2 separate regions of the Homo sapiens genome follow, and region 2 is linked to region 1. Evidence: chromatin loops called from intact Hi-C (ENCODE). Cell type or tissue: Calu3. All regions are shown on one strand.

What was found. Hi-C counts contacts between places; a loop is a spot of excess contacts. Peaks named below come from ENCODE experiments on the same cell type or tissue, not always from the same donor. Only the 100,000 strongest peaks of a DNase experiment are listed, where the experiment ranks them.
Region 2: a loop joins it to region 1, with 2.4 times the contacts of the local background. A loop is called at or near these places in 3 of 110 quality-filtered maps.

What each region holds. Positions count from the first base shown.
Region 1 is chr2:160,749,053-160,757,052 of GRCh38, reverse strand. No RefSeq gene overlaps it. Among named protein-coding and RNA genes, the nearest start is that of RBMS1, 260 kb to the right of the region's middle. In Calu3, no CTCF peak of the experiment used is centred here; a DNase peak (open chromatin) is centred at 4,392.
Region 2 is chr2:160,645,055-160,653,054 of GRCh38, reverse strand. It overlaps LOC105373718 (a long non-coding RNA gene), which reads left to right and starts at 4,533. Exons shown (of 3, transcript XR_923526.3): 1 at 4,533-4,685; 2 at 4,852-4,941. In Calu3, no CTCF peak of the experiment used is centred here; DNase peaks (open chromatin) are centred at 4,574 and 5,734.

The sequences.
Region 1 (8,000 bases):
TTAGGAGATATACCTAATGCTAAATGACGAGTTAATGGGTGCAGGACACCAACATGGCACATGTATACATATGTAACTAACCTGCACATTGTGCACATGTACCCTAAAACTTAAAGTATAATAATAATATAAAATAAAATAAATAAATAAAATGATAAAAGATCCACTGCTTCTTCTGCAACTCTGTGTAGAACAATCTGAAATCTGAATTTCCATGGGAAGTATTTCAATGATCAAGAAAACACAAAAGGATAAGCTCAGGAGGAAAAGGAAAGCTAATGAGCTGAGTTGAAAATAAATGTTCCTAAGTGAGGATTAGGCCAATCTCTTTGCCAGAAAAGCTGGCTGTTGGCTTGAATTTTCCAGATTGGTGGCCAGCTTTATCATGCCATAATCAGACAAAAATGAGCACATAAAGGTATTAACAAAATGACTCAAGCTGTCATGTGATCTTTAAATTTCCATTGTGAAAATGCTAACACTTGTGATATTTATTAGATGCTATAAACTCTTGATAGGGAGTGGAGGAAGGGGCTGGACTATACTCTTTCTGTTACATCCTCCAGGAAGACACTAGCATCAACATTTATTTAGGCTTAGCATTTCAGCACATGGTGCCTCACTAATCACAGTCCCTCATGTAAAGAAAATTGAATTCAGTAGCATTTCCTAAAACTCCTATTTTTGTAGGATGACTATGAAGAAGAGATATTAAGGACATTTGCTGGCTACCACCTTGCAATTTTTACATATGCTTACAACTTCAGAGGATTATGGTATAGTGGCTCAGACACTGGGAAAAAGCACCTTAATATGAACTGAAGCAGAAATTCAGCTGCAATACTGATCCTTATTTGGGATGGAATTAGCAAAATTATAGATATAATATGCAAAATCTGTTTTCAAGCCATATTAACTACTTAGATTTCTGGCAGTGTGGTTGTATGCTATTCGTGAATGTGTAAATGCCATGCATTTTCCTACAATGCAAAAAATAAATTTCCAAATATACTTGCAAAAATATCCTTGATCATGGAGTGTGCTGGCTTTCTTTTGGCATAATGATAAATGACACTTCCAATTATGTATCAAGAGAAATTTGTAAAATCTATTAGATTTTTAAAGAGAGTTGTATTTATAACACCTTTAATACTATATATTATACACTCATGGGAAATAGAGTCTTAAGTGCAAGAATCTTCTGTACGGTTCCTCTATTATCAAATAGTTAGCAAGCAAAGCTTTTTGTTCAGACAAAGCCCAAATTCTGTAAGAGTGCATATAACTTGTAGTCAAGAACGAAAGCATACTTTAGGATGTTAAAGAACACCCCCAAAATGGCTTTATAATTAAAAAATATATACTATAACTATACAAATCCTTGGAATGATGCCATGCTAACTTAAAGAGTTGTTTCAGCAATATGACAAAGATAACTCAGAGCTTTGTCATTTATTTATGAAGATATATAAATGCTAGATATATTCAATAAAACAATGTTTAATGGCATACCTGAATTCAAAAACAAGAAAATGACAGATAAATAGGAGGTACTTTAAATTCAGGACCTAGGACTTCAGCAACAAGAGGCAAATTGCCCAACATTTAAGTCTTCAGGTATACCTAAAGGTGTTTTTAATGCCCATGTAGGTACAGAAGACATGGCTTTGGGCTCAGGAAAGGTGGGGGAGCTAAAGCATCATGCCCACCATAAAGCTGGGATAAGAGAAGAGCTGCTGCCTCAGTGAAAAGGGGATAAGAACAATTCTACCCACTGATACAGAAAGCAAAAAGGAAACTTGTCTTTGTTGGGATTCTGAGGAGAGGAAAAAAAAGTCACCTGTGAAAACTAAAAACTCCAAGCCTGACCAAATTTATGTCATCTATGGGCATGGACATTCCTAGTTTGAAAAATTAACAATAAGACTTATCTAAGTTTGGTGAAATCCTTGGAGCATCCAGCAAAAACAAAAATGAAAACATTCCCAACCAGAACTTCTATGTATGCAAGAACTCCAATAGGAAAAAAATGAAGCTAAGACAAGAACACTTTTCTGTTTAAATAAACTCTCACACACAAATAAATTCTAAGCCATGGTGGAAAGTGAGCACACACAACAAATATAAGAATTATGTACTCCTCCTTACTGTCAAATATGATATAATCAAATCAAACAATGTGAAATCATCTATAAAACCAAATGATTAGAGTAAAAAAGGGAAAAATAAATATCAAAACATATGACACTATAAAAATATATGATCAATTTGAAAAAGAAAAATGACCTTTAGATAGGAAGAAAAAGTCCTTGAATAAAAGTTAGTTGAGGCCGGGCATGGTGGCTCATGCCTGTAATCCCAGCACTTTGGGAGGCCGAGGTGGGCGGATCACCAGGTCAGGAGATTGAGACCATCCTGCTCAATCAACGTGGTGAAACTCTGTCTCTACTAAGAATACAAAAATTAGCCAGGCATGGTGGCATGTGCCTGTAGTCCCAGCTACTTGGGAGGCTGAAGCAGGAGAATTGCTTGAACCCAGGAGGTGGAGGTTGCAATGAGCCAAGATTGCGCCACTGCACTCCAGCCTGGCGACAGAGCAAGACTCTGTCTCAAAAAAAAAAAAAAAAAAAAAAAAAAAGCTAGTTGACATAAAGCTTAGACAATTTAAGAGGGAATTAACAAATGGAAGGCAGACAAGGAAATTACCCCAATTGCAGCACAAAGAGATAAAGAAACAGGACAAAACAAAGGCTTAAGCACAGAGTATAGAAGATCAAACATATGCTGAAGTAGGAGTTATAGAAGGAGAGAAAACACAGAAGATGGGGGAAATATAATATTCAAAGGGATATTTGTTGATAATTTTTCAGAGTTGATGAAAGATATGAATCCTCAGATAGCAGAACATCAAAGACAATAGGAAAATCCTAAAAGCAAACAGAGAGAAAAGACTACCTACAAAGGAAGGATTAATTTCTTGGCATAGAGAAAGGAGAATGGAATGGGAATAAGCATTTAGTTGTATCTGTAATATTTTATTCCTTCAAAAAATAATCTGGAGCAAATATGAAAACATGACTGTAAAATAAGTGTGGTAAGTATAATGGTGTCTGTTATATTATTTTCTTACTCTTTTACCTGTTTGACATGTTTCAGAGTTAAAAATTAAAATACGAAAAGTTGAAAAGGAGTAACATTTATCAATAAAATAGTGTTTATCACAAAAACATCTATTGTCCCATTTCCATGGACCAACTCCCCATCCCAGGAAATAGTAATAAAATAGAAGTGAGGGGGCTCATACTGGTATTCAGCTTGGAAGAGGCTTACCAGTTACCTTAATGATGGCAATATTTAGATCAAAGATTGTCAAACTATGACCCTGGGACAACCACCTGTTTTTATAAATAAAATTTTATTGATACACAGTATACTTATTTGTTTATATATTGTCTGTAGCTTCTTTGACTCTATAACAGTGGAGTTATTAATGATTATAAGCCTAAAATATTTACTACCTAGCCTTTTAAGAAAAAGTTTGCCAACCCTTGACTTAAATGATGCTGTTTCTTGTCATTTCCCTTTAATGAGTTAGCAATGTATTTTTAACTGAAGTCACACATTTACATAAGTTTCAAGATAATAATTAACTAAGTTTAAAGGTCTTAAATTCATACATAGGAAAAACTTGAGGTAAGAGTAAAAACTGAGAAATGCTAAAATATCTTTGAGTGTTTATTTAGTTGGATTTTTCTACCTTCAAGATTCTCAATAATCAAGCAAAACTGGTTTGGGTAACATGAAAGTTCAAATCAGTCATCGGATTTTGCAATGTGACCCAATTAATCTTGTGTGTATTACACTTTCCCATAATCCCCACTTTCAGCCAAAGTTACACTAATTTTATATTGGCTTAGAAAGCAGGAGAAAAAAGTATTTGTCTAGGCTTGTATTTTTTTAAATTCTCTTTCCATACATATTTTAGTTCCTAAGAGCTGGAAATACTGGCTCTTCATATATTTAAGATGCCTGAAAATTATATTTTTATGCTATTTAATACATATTGTGATGTTTGAAGAGAATGATTCATCACTTAGTCATGACCAAAAAGAGAACTGGAGTTTTCACCTCAGTGTTTGCTTAAACCTCAGGAAATCTTTTTTTCTTTCAATTGGAGAAACCCAGATTTTATTTTTTACTAAAGACTGGAGATTTTACTGATTTAATCACTTGTCAATAAAAATAATAATAGCTCCTTTGAAGACACAAATTATTACTTGCCCCAGATATGGCAAGGAAAATTACCATCACTTTACTCCTTCCAGTCTCTCTGTCACCAGATTCTACCTCCCCTCTCTGATCTTATCACATTCTTTGGACTTGCTCTTTTCAACCACAGCCTACCCTGCCCCCATCCCTCACCCATCTCCTACATATCCTTGTAGTGAATGCCTGTTTAGTGCCTTTTTTACAGCTTTCCGATGCTTAGTTCCAACCTCACCATTATCTAGTGGTCATTCACAAACGGGTATTAATTAATTAGTTAATCTTTATTAAATATCTATAACCTAAAATGACCTTGCCCCTCTCTAAATTTCTACAGTTTTCAGTTTAAAAAACAAGAGCCCTAGATTATTTTCCATTTGTTACATGAAAATAAAACATTATTTCTTCTGCAAACTCTTTCAAGGTAGGAACAATGTTGCATGTTTTTAAAAAAATAGCATTGAAAAGACTCAAACAAGAAAGAGAAAAAATAAAAGCCGCAAAGGGCATCCCAGACAATGTGACGAAGAACCCGGTACCTGCTTTAATACTTACTGGTTTGCTGTTTTATGTATCACATATATATTTGCTATTTGAAGATAAAACTACTTGTTAAATGTCGTACTTTTAAAAAATCATTTTACATTAGGGAGACATACATTGAAATCCGTTATATAAATTTGTTAGGGTGGAATAAGCCTTCTTTAAACACAAATCAAGTGCAGAAAGAAACAAAAAGCAAACAATGCAGTGCCACTCGGATTCTAAGTCCATTAACATAGTAATTTATAGTTGGATTTATCTTCTAAGGGCTTGTGGAATTGAGCCTGAAAACAGGCAAGTGTGCATAATTGTTCTTTTTCAAGCCAGAAACTATTTTTCTTTCTCTTTGAAGGTTAAAGTCAGATTTGTAACTTACAACTTAAGCCTCTTTACTATTTTTCCTATTTTCCATGGAATGATTCACCAGTGTTTCACACCGAAGGAAAAGGGTTGGAGAGAGACTCGACTTTTTGTTTTATCCATCAGATTTTCTGAGGTGTTCAAATGGGTAATTTCCAAAGAACAACACTGACAGTCCCTAAAGCCAGTAATAAATTAAATTGTAAAATTATGTTTGTTTGTAGAAAGCTTATAGATTCTTACAAAGCCCTCACCTTGTACGTCAAGCCACCTCCGTCCCATTTTGCCCTCTATTTCTTTTCCTTCACCCCTGCATAGAGCTCTTGGCTCAGTTTTGATCTGTAACTGCCTTACATTGGAATAGCCTTTCAACACACATTGGCTGTGCTGTCCAAATAATGGGCTTTCCAACTTTTTGGGTTTTTTTTTAACAAAATGTCCAGAAACTCTGTTTTGCCTTTTGGGCAGGATGTCAGGGAAGGCAGGTGGTTGAAAGGAAGCCTGGAGATGAAAGAGATAATAAAAAATGTGCTCACATTCTGGTACATACTCCTACCTTCCCAGGACAAAGACAAGTTTGGGAGTTTTCTTTAAAGAAGACTGGTAATACGCTAATGGTGCAGCAAGTCTGTCCCCAAAGAGTGGAAGTGAATGAGACCTGGGTATTTTCCATGGAATGATTCACCAGTGGTTCACACCGAAGGAAAAGGGTTGGAGAGAGACTCATGACCATAATTCATACTGAGGTCTCTTTGAAGACAAGAAACCTATTTTTTCATCTTTGACTCTCCAATAACTTATAAATATTTGTTGTATAAATATTTGTTTAATGATGATTGAATGAGTTTTTATTCTGAGCTTTGCTAAATAGCACCAATACTAAATTCTATGTGTGTTCAAGTGACTATATTAGAAGAGCTGTGCATATTTTGTGTGTTTGTGTGTGTGTGTTTGTACTGACATAGAAGTGGCATGAGTGGGGAAATAAATATGAATAGGTAGGCTTTGCAACTGAAGTAATTTCAACCAGAGAGCACAGAAAGTGATTATCATTGATTATTAATGGATGTGCCTATCAAAAGACGGAAAGGTGCATTTATTTATTCAGTCATTCAGTAAGAATTCAGTGGGAAGTTACTGTGTGCTTTAGCCCTGAAGCAGGTGTTGTGAATGATACAAATATAAGTCAGATGTCCCCACAGGTGATTTTTCTGGCTGTGCCACACCCAGCATTATAAAGGACAGGGCATCTCTGACCATCAGCAAATAGAATCCACTCCCACTGAGCTCCTTACTGGGCAATGCTGATTTTATTGAAGATTCCATCAGGGAGGCAGAGAAAAAGTTTATATTGCATCTACCATAGCCCTCAACATCTCGTATACCTTGTTTAACATAATTCTTCTCCTTAGTCCTTGTACCTCCCCTAGGCTTCTCTTTCCATCATTCTGGTACACAGCTCTGTGCCACTCATCTCCTCTCTCCATGGCTTTTCTGGAGCAAATGTGTATATATCGTACAGATGCCACCAGGGCTCTGTTCCTACATCCTCAGACCTTACCATTATGTGCATGTAGACCCAGCTCCTGATCCCAGCTCTCATCTCTTTGCCTAAGATAGATAGGTAGGTAGGTAGATAGATAGACAGACAGACAGACAGACAGACAGACAGTTATTCCCATGGAAGAGCAGCTCCATCTGTTTTTTGTAGTCCTCGGTGTAATCAACCTACTAGCCTGAAAGGCAGGATTCTTACACACTTCTCTCCATACCTATTTTAACCTAGGTTCCCCTAGAAGCAGATCCTGATTTTGAAGGATTCAGTGCGAATAGTTTATTTGGAAGGTGAACCTAGAACTCATAGAAGAGACAGGGAAGGGTGGGGAGTGAAGAAAGTATGCAATATCAAGTTGCCCCTTTAGGTGACTGGAGTGGAATCTTGCTAGGCTTTCTGGTAGTCGGTGTAGAACACACGTTAGAATTATTTTACCAATGGTTGAGCACTTGGTTGAGGCACTTACTGGTTGAGGGCTGCTCCTTGGTGGTGGGTGTCAATCTCCTGGTATTTCTGGCCTGCCATGTGCACAGGCAGAGTGGGATCTGGCAGAGCAGGCACTGGCTGTCAAAGAAAGCCCTTAGACTTTCTCTTCTTTCAGAGAAAGAAGAGAGAGGAAGCCTGTGCCAGGCTGACAGCCAGGGAAGGCTCACAGTCTCCAGAGGGCAGGGTACCTTGCGGGGACAGTATACTGTTTGGCCTAGCAGTGAGGTGGGTGTGGCCTGAGTCCTCCCTAAGATGGGATCAGTATAAATTTGCCAAGGAGCCCTTGTGACAGAGGAAGGGCTGTTCTCTATCATTATCATCCCCCCTTCAGTCTTGACCACCAGGATTGTAGAATTGACACATCTTCACTTCTTGACTTCCTGCTATCACCTGGGAGTGGATACATTGTTTTCTTTGGCATTATTAATAGAGATAATAGTAGCCAAGAACAGTTATTGAGCATTTATTATAGGCCAGACACTGTGCTAGATGCTTTTCATGCATTCGCTTATTTAATCCTTCCCTAAACTCTGAGAGGTAGATACCATCATTGGCCCTGTATCAATGGAAGATGAGGCAGTAACTTCCCCCCAGATCTTGCAGGTATGAGTGCTGGAGCTGATATTTGAACACAGGTAGCCTGGTGCCAGAGCCTGCACTCATTTACTCTTGCAGAGACTATTCAGTCTAGGCCTTTTGCCTTTCTTCACACTATTTTGAGGTGGTTGAGATTAGGCATATTTGAATGAGGATGGGTCGGAAGGTGTGGTGCACAATGCTCCCATGATCC
Region 2 (8,000 bases), 100 kb after region 1:
TCCAGCCAGGAAAACAGTCCAATAAAGAGTATTCCAGGATTTAATATGGGAAATTAGAACAGTGTCAGAAATGCTTAAAGAGCAAACATGACAATAAGGCAAACTGGGAATTTGCAATTGCCTATTGGGCTGGAGAATAAAGGAAAGAAATGGTATTATTGAAGCCCAGAGGCCAAGGCCACTTCGCAGATGCTAGAATCATGGGGGAGATGCAGCCATATCTGGAGATGCCACCCAAAGGAGAGAAAAGGTGAGAAATCTCCTGGGCGTTTCCACTTCCTTCTTTCTCCTCTCCCCCAAAAGAGTAATGACCAAAGTTAACTTGAAGCCAACTGGCAAAGGAGGCTAGGAGATGTGATTTGCAGAGATCAGCCTCCGCAGTAGAGAGAAAGTGGAGGAAGGTGGGGCATGGGTCTGAGATGAGACAGACAAAATCCCAGTTTGCTGATAGAGGGATTGCCAGTGGTGACAGATGATGGGAGGGGACTATTTTAGAGAGGATGGTTAGGAAAGATCTGTGAGGAGCTGACATTTCAGCAGACACCTGAATGAAGTAAGAGAGTAAGTCATCTAAAGATGTGAGGAAACCACACTGGGCAGAGGGAGGAGCCAATGCAGACTCTGAGAAAGGAACTAGCTTGGCACGTTCAAGGAGCAGACAGGAGGCGGATGTGGGTGGCGCAGAATGAGCAAAGGATAAAACAGCAGGAAAGGAGATCAGAGAGATGGAAGAGGCCAGAGCATGCAGGGCCTTCTAGGCCACCACGGCCAGGAACTTGGAGTTAGTGACAAATGTGATGAGAAACCACGAGAATATTTTGCATAATATAGTGATGTGAACTGATCAACATTTTTAAAAGATTATGTTCCTATTGAAAATACAAGTACCTCAGTTGCTGAGCACACACTTGTTCCTGTGAATCTGTGTCGTTCTGCCTCCCATCCTGCCCCTCTGGTGCTATCACAGCAGCCCTGCAGAGCCAGGGTTCAAGGCCTCTTCTCAGAGCCCAAGGAAAATGCTCCTGAGTGTGCCCTTATCTTTGGAAATGACTGGTTGTAGTGAGAGAAAGATAACCTCTGACAGTCTCTGTGTAGCAAGACCACATCTCTGAGAGATGATTCCTGACACTAGTCAGGAAGGCGGAACTAAGTTCACTACATCAGCCAGGGGTCCAGACTGCCCTATCAAGAAAAAGAAAAAAGTCTTTTAAAAAGATTCTGTGTAGGTTGTAAGAAACTTGTAATTCAATGTCCAAAGCCCTCCTACCTTAGCCACTTCCCTGGAAACTCTTACAATTATGGCCCTAAACTCCTCATACAGGATATTTGTCTGGTTCTGCTGAAATATCCAGCCCCAAAGAGCACATCCTCTATTAGTCACATACTAAACTGTTAAGCAGAACATCCCACGACTCCCATCTGGGACTTGCAAGCTTGATACAGCACAATTACAGTGTGGGCATAGTGTTACTTTTTCCAGAGCAGCTCTATCACCACCATTGTCTGTCAAGCAGTCAGATGGAAGCAGGCTTGAGGGGGATGATGACTGAATTTTCCGGGTTCTATCAATAGCAAAGCTGTCTACTAGTTGGGATCAGAACTATGAAAAGGTCAGAAACATTTTAATGAGGAATACAGGTTCTTGGGGGTGAGGAATGCCAGATAGTTCTCTTCCCACCGGAATTCCAGCTACTAGGATTCATTCACCCTGTTCTTTATAGAAAATTAACTGGAATAAAAATATAAAGAAGTTTCATGTGTCAGAAAATATTATTCTCATTATTTTCTTCAACATTTAACAATATAAAAACCACACTTAGAGCCATATAAAAATGAGCAGTGGGTCATTTTTGACCCACTGGTTTGGCCTATGGGCCTCAGTTTACCAACTCCAGCCCCAGGATGGAGTCTAGCAGTTGACAAAACCCTTCCTCCATATAGAAAGCTTCTCATAGCTTGTTTAAATGTGAATGGAAAGCCAGAGATCACTAGACAGGTGAGGAAAGTCTCTAACAGAGGAGTAGGAAACCAAAATTTAAAAACAGCAAAAAAAAAAAAAAAAAAAAAAAAAAAAAAGGAACTTGCAGGGAACAAAACCAATGCAGAGAATAGGAAGAAATCCGCCCCTAGTCACATGGGTCCTCAAAGGGACTCATGAAATGAAAAAGGAGAAGTGTCACAGACAAAAGATCCAGAATCAGAATGCCATTGGATTATTCAACTCCAGCAGTGGAAGCTAGAAAACAATGGGGCAATTACTTCAAAATGTGGAGCAAAAATGATTTCCAACCTGGAATAGGTAGCAGGCCTTGAGAATAATCAGACTGCGTTGGAACATGAACATGGAGAGTTAGGAATGAATTAGTGAGTGTGTATAGATAACCAAGCTAACAAAAGAACAAACAATTATTAACAGGGAAAACAAGAAGGTCAACAAGAAAGGAAATATAATAATACTATACCACATGACTCAGCTGTGACTAAAAATCACATTCAGAACAATACAAACACTGAAGTGTGATCTACCTTGAAATTATATAGTTCTGTAGAAAGTTAGGGTGGAACTGAAGAGGGCAGATATTTAAGAAAGCTCAATTCTCATCTTCCATGGTATACAGGAAGTCCAAAGATAATATCTAAAACAGGAAAATCAAGTAAAAGCAGTTTAAATATGGGATTTTGAAATATAGAGGAAATACCTAAAGAATAACTCTCAAGAGTTGAAAGTGGTTATTCCTAGAGACTGAGAATGGAGGTTGGAGAAGAGGTAACTCTGTTATTTATGTGAAATATGCAATTTGGCGTATAAAGTTGAGAGTCAAATGAAACATTCAGCTCTAATGCAAAAAAATAATTTCCCAGAACTATAGTTTAATGGTGACCAGATTCTCTGATTTTCATAGGATATTTTTCCCCATCTTTGAATCTAATTTTGTAAAACCATTCCTGTAAGATTAAATTTCTTGAATAGCAATGTTACAGGACCCTTGCAGTGTTGCTTCACCAGCCAGAAACCTCTGTGGCCAGCGGCGCCTCTGCCCGAGTTTTGCTGTGGCCCACTGAGCTCATTTTGCCCACTTGGCCTGTCAGGCTGCGCTTGGCTCCCTCTACCAGCTTGGATCCCATGCCTGCCAAGGGCGAGCCAGGTGTGGAGAAGTGAGGGGTGTGTGAGAGAGCGTGGGATCCGGCCACTGTGCACAGCCAGGCATACCAGCTGCAGCAGGACAGGCACCTCTAGGCACCAGCATGGGCGCTAGCTCCCTGCGAGGCTGTGGCTTGACGAGACGTACCATAAGCAGCTTCCACGGCTGACACTGGGGAACATAGTGTGGCACCCAGAACCTTGGAGATGCCCAGAACCACAGAGTCCTAAAGCGGGTATCACAGCCCTGGCTCAGGGATCTCCTAGGTCTGGGGTCCCCAAAGGGCTGCAGCTCTTTTCTCCTTCTCTCCTTCTTGTTGCCCGCAACATGGTGGGCAAAGGTCGTGTTTCAGCCCTGTTTGTGCTACTGCTCCTTCAGCCCTGCCATTCAGTGGGTCCTGAGTTCTTATCCTGCCTCCAGGAAGAATTAGGTACACAGACAAGTGGAGGGTAAGGAAGATGAAGAGGAGCTTTTTTGAGCAATAGGAGAGCTCAGAGGAGACCCGCAATGGGCAGCTCCTCTCCGTAGCCAGTGTCCCGACGAGTGTTCAGCTCTCAGCACAGGGTAGCTCTTCTCTACAGCTGGTCGTCCTATCATTTCTTTAGCTCTCAGCAGAGAGGGTCGTCCCATTGTCTCCCCAGCTCTCAGCAGAGAGGAGACTCTGGCGTGGGCAGCTTCTCTCTGCAGCTAAGTCTTCCCATTGTCTCCTCTAGTCTGGCTGAGTCCGGGCTTTCACGGGCCTCAGAGGGGAGGAAGTGTACGCTGATTGGTCCATGGCCATGGGAAGGCCTGGAAAAAGGCACCACAAGTTCCCACTCTTGTCCGCAGGACTAGAAGCCTGGCCCCCAGGCTTCAGGACCTCCCTGGCTTCACGGGGGACCTGTCCCCCTCCCCACAGTAGTCTGTCTGCTTCTTGCCACTGTTCATGGCGCCCAGGCTGTTTGTGCCAAGGGGCGCCTGCAGACCAGTGCCAAGCTGCCCTCAGTGCCCCCTCAGTCTCCCTCCCAAGCTTGTTGGCATCCAAAGTCCAGAGGGGGCCTAGGTGGCAGGGGGCTGGCTTGTTAGCATTGCCCTGAGCGTGAGCACACCTAGCCAGGTTGTGACAGCACCTGGGCTTGTCTTCAACTTTTCTCTGTGATCAGAGCAGGCGCTAACAGAGGGGAGAAGCCAGGCAGTGGGAGCAGACACCTCCGAGCCTGTAGGGGGAAGGGAAAGCTTTCCCGGGCCCGGGAGAGTACAGTTGTGCCTGGGTCCCCAGCAGCAACTTGGACAGCTGCAGCCACGCCTGGGAGGGTAGGGATCCTGCCTGCTCCTGCCAGCTCTGTGGAATGTGGCACTGCCCCAGACCCAGCTCCACCTTGGGGCCTCTCTCTGCCCGCCCCTCTGTGCCTGACCGCGCTGCTCCCCCACCGGTGGGAGACTGGCTCAGCTCCCAGGGCAGTGGGTGAGGTGCAGGTGGCGCAGCACTCGGGCCAACCCGGCACAAATGAACCTGACGCTCCTAGGGCCGGCCCTGCGTGTACCAGCTGCGCTGTCGGCCAGGTATTCACCTCCCCCAGCATGCAGTGGGAAGTGAGGTTGAGGCCGCGGTGGAGGCCGGGCGCGAGAGCAGGTGCTGCCCGGCCGTGCGAGGGTGGGGGTGGTGCAGTCGGCTGCCTCGGGGACGCGGGGTACAGGGGACCCACCGCCACCACTGCTGCTCTCACAGCTGCTCCTGCTGCCGCCTCTTGCGCCTCCCCACTGCAGCCCACATGATAGCAGCGGCCCCTCCGGATGGCCTGCCGCTGCCATCAGCAAGGTGAGTCATTTTGTCAGTACTCAAAGAAGCCTATTTAAATGGTGTACCCCAGGATGTTCAGTGCACAACCTAGACAATGCTGTCAACCTGCCTCATACTTCTTACCTGCTCCATGTTTACAAACTATAAGATAAAATCCAGAACGAGTGGCACTGATTTGCTGAAATTAGATCATCTCTTTATGGAACAAGTTGTGACTGTTTTCATTTCATTTAGCCAATTATTTTAGAATAAGCTTACTACCAAAAACCTAATAAACCGTATGGAGACATTTATGGGTATGCCAAACCAAGCTAGAATGGAGCAAAGCAGTATCTGTGGCAAAGAGCAAGCTTCTCAGAAGTGCTTTCTAGAGGCATTTTCCAGTAGAGGCACTTTCTCTCCAACCGTCTGTGTTTGCACCTGAATCACATCAGTGTAGCCAGATGCCAAGTCTCTGAGAACCACTGAAGAACACTGGACACAGATTGATGTCAAAATGGGGAAGCAAACCAAAGCAAAAATGCTACTTAACCAGAAAACTTGGGTAGAAAACAGCTGTATGAAAAATGACATAGCCATTCAAAGCACTCTGCCAACGTCTTCCCAAAGTTAGCATACACCCCCAAACACAGTTGCAACACTGCAAGCAGAGACTGAGAGAAAAGAGGGTGGCACTGGGGCCAAAGCTGATTTTTTTTTCTCAAACTTTACTTTGCTCCCTGCCTCCCTGACTCTAGCCCCAGGGCCAGGACAAGGGCCAGGTAGCTACTCCAGCCCCCACATGGAGGAGCGCAGAGCCGACTTTCAGGTTGCATGAACAAACCACCTATGTTGGCATCTTAACAGGTACCAGCCTGCCAGGTTTTATTACCTCTTACACAAACAGGTCTAAAGACCGCAACTTCTGGGGAAGTGATAAGCTTCAGCTGGTTAGCTTGGTTAACATTCCTCTCCTTTCTTTCCTGAAATCCTTTTCCACCAGCTCTTGGGCTTTCTGGGCTGGGCTCTGCATTAAGTCCCTTAACAAAGACTCTCTTTTGTTATACAATTAACTAGACAGTGTCTTTTTGTTAGGTGCTTCTTAATATGTATATTATTGTCTTAACTGAAATATCCAGTGAATTTTAGCACCTGGAAAGACTGTTCTATGTCTCCTGAATCTACCAGATCAACTGTCTGTTCTAAATGTACCAGACACATGCGGTTAAGCAATTCACCCAGTCTTGTCTGAGTTTTGTTATTGTATTGTGCATTATTGTGCCTGATTGGCATGGTATCTTGGCCAAGAATGCAAAAAGGCAGTGATAGGTATAGCTCACTACAGCACACACACACTCATAGGCACACCCACAATACTTGCTGAAGCAGATGAAATTCTTGCACCGAAGCAGGTATTTTAAAAATAGCCCTCCATGGAAAATGAGTCCTTCCTATTAGCAAACAGCGTAATTTAGAATGCTTTGGTGATTAATTTCAGAAATGCTAATTGTGTTAAATTAAGAGGACTAGATACTGCCAATTGACGACTAAATAGACACTCAAAGACCTGAGGTAATATGGAAGGGTACATCTAAGTTTATTCTGCTAAAAAATATCTGGGAATGTCCTCATAATTGACTAACTTTTGGTGCTTCTTAGAAACAGTGTCAGTTTTTCCTTTTATCAAATGGCAAGAAATCTTCCTACCAGACTGATGGGACAGTAGTAAAGGTTTATATACAAGAGGCTAATACATTTCTTTTAAATACAATTATGTATTTTAAAAACAAAGGTACAGAAGTATAACCTATTGAACTAATTCTGCTAAGGCAGCTGTTATGCAGATGATAGTAGACAGTATCCAAACAGCACTAAATATTCATATTCGCCTGAACCATACATATATAGCAATCATGGCTCAGATTATTAAATAAATTTCATCTTTTAGATTGGTGCTTCTCCAGATTGGCCAAAGTCACCCAGGAACTTTTAAAAACTACAGATTGCCTGGCGTTCCTCCAGATGGCAATGTCCAGGAGTGAGTCTGGGTTTTTATTTTTTATAAGAGCCTTAATGATTCTGAGCTAGGTTTGGATCACTGACTTAGAAGGTCAAGATAATTGGCTCTTCATTTGTTGGGTCTGGTTACATTGCTTGTCTTAGAAATCAACAGATGCATCATCTGGTCATCAGTAATATATATGGTTGAGTCAGTCAATATTCATGCAAAAATTTTTCCTAAAATAGAATCTTGGAGAGATCCATCAATGTTTCCTCATCCCTGAAACTGCATTAAAGACCACTCTCTTGATCATCCCCAATCTGATAAATTTAATTTATTGTCAGGACGTAAGAAAGCTGGGTCAATAGTTTAAAAAGCCATTGGAAAATTTAATGTAGTCCTGTTAATAATTTTGTGTCTCAGGCCAGGTGTGGGGGCTCACACCTGCAATCCCAGCACTTCAGGAGGCTGAGGTGGGCGATTGCTTGAGCTCAGGAGTTCAACACCAGCCTGGGCAACATGGTGATACCCTGTCTCTAAAAAATAATAAAAACAATAATTTTGTGGCTGGATATTAGTTTGATAATTGCTCCAAGGCTTTTCCTCCTTGTGTTTCCACTTCCTCCTTCTCCAGTCTGTCTGTATCAGGCTTTCCTCCCTTGATTGTAGCTTCATTATCTCAGGGATAGAAAACAGAGAAAGGCTTCCTCCTGCTGTTTTTCAAAAGCCTAATCCCTCAGGAGAATGTATAAGACTAGAAAGCCAAAGTTAAGAAGGGACATAAATTTTAAAAGGAAAAAAAAAAGGGTAATCTACAAAAGCAGACAGAAGAAAGGGGCTACCCCCATTCCCCAAATATTAAAAATCATCCCTGGGCTAGGAAAGGAAGTAAGGAAGGCATAAGCCAGTACTCCAGGATGTGTAAGAGCCTGAAGCTGGCCACTTGATATTCCAGGCAAAAAGATCAGAGGTTCTGGATGTTCTTGCTTCTAAAAACTACCTGAGTCCCAAGCATGTGAACAGGGACAATGGCCTATTTAGCATTATCTATGTGGCCAGAAGTTGACAGCTCAGACACACTGCCACCCCCACCCCT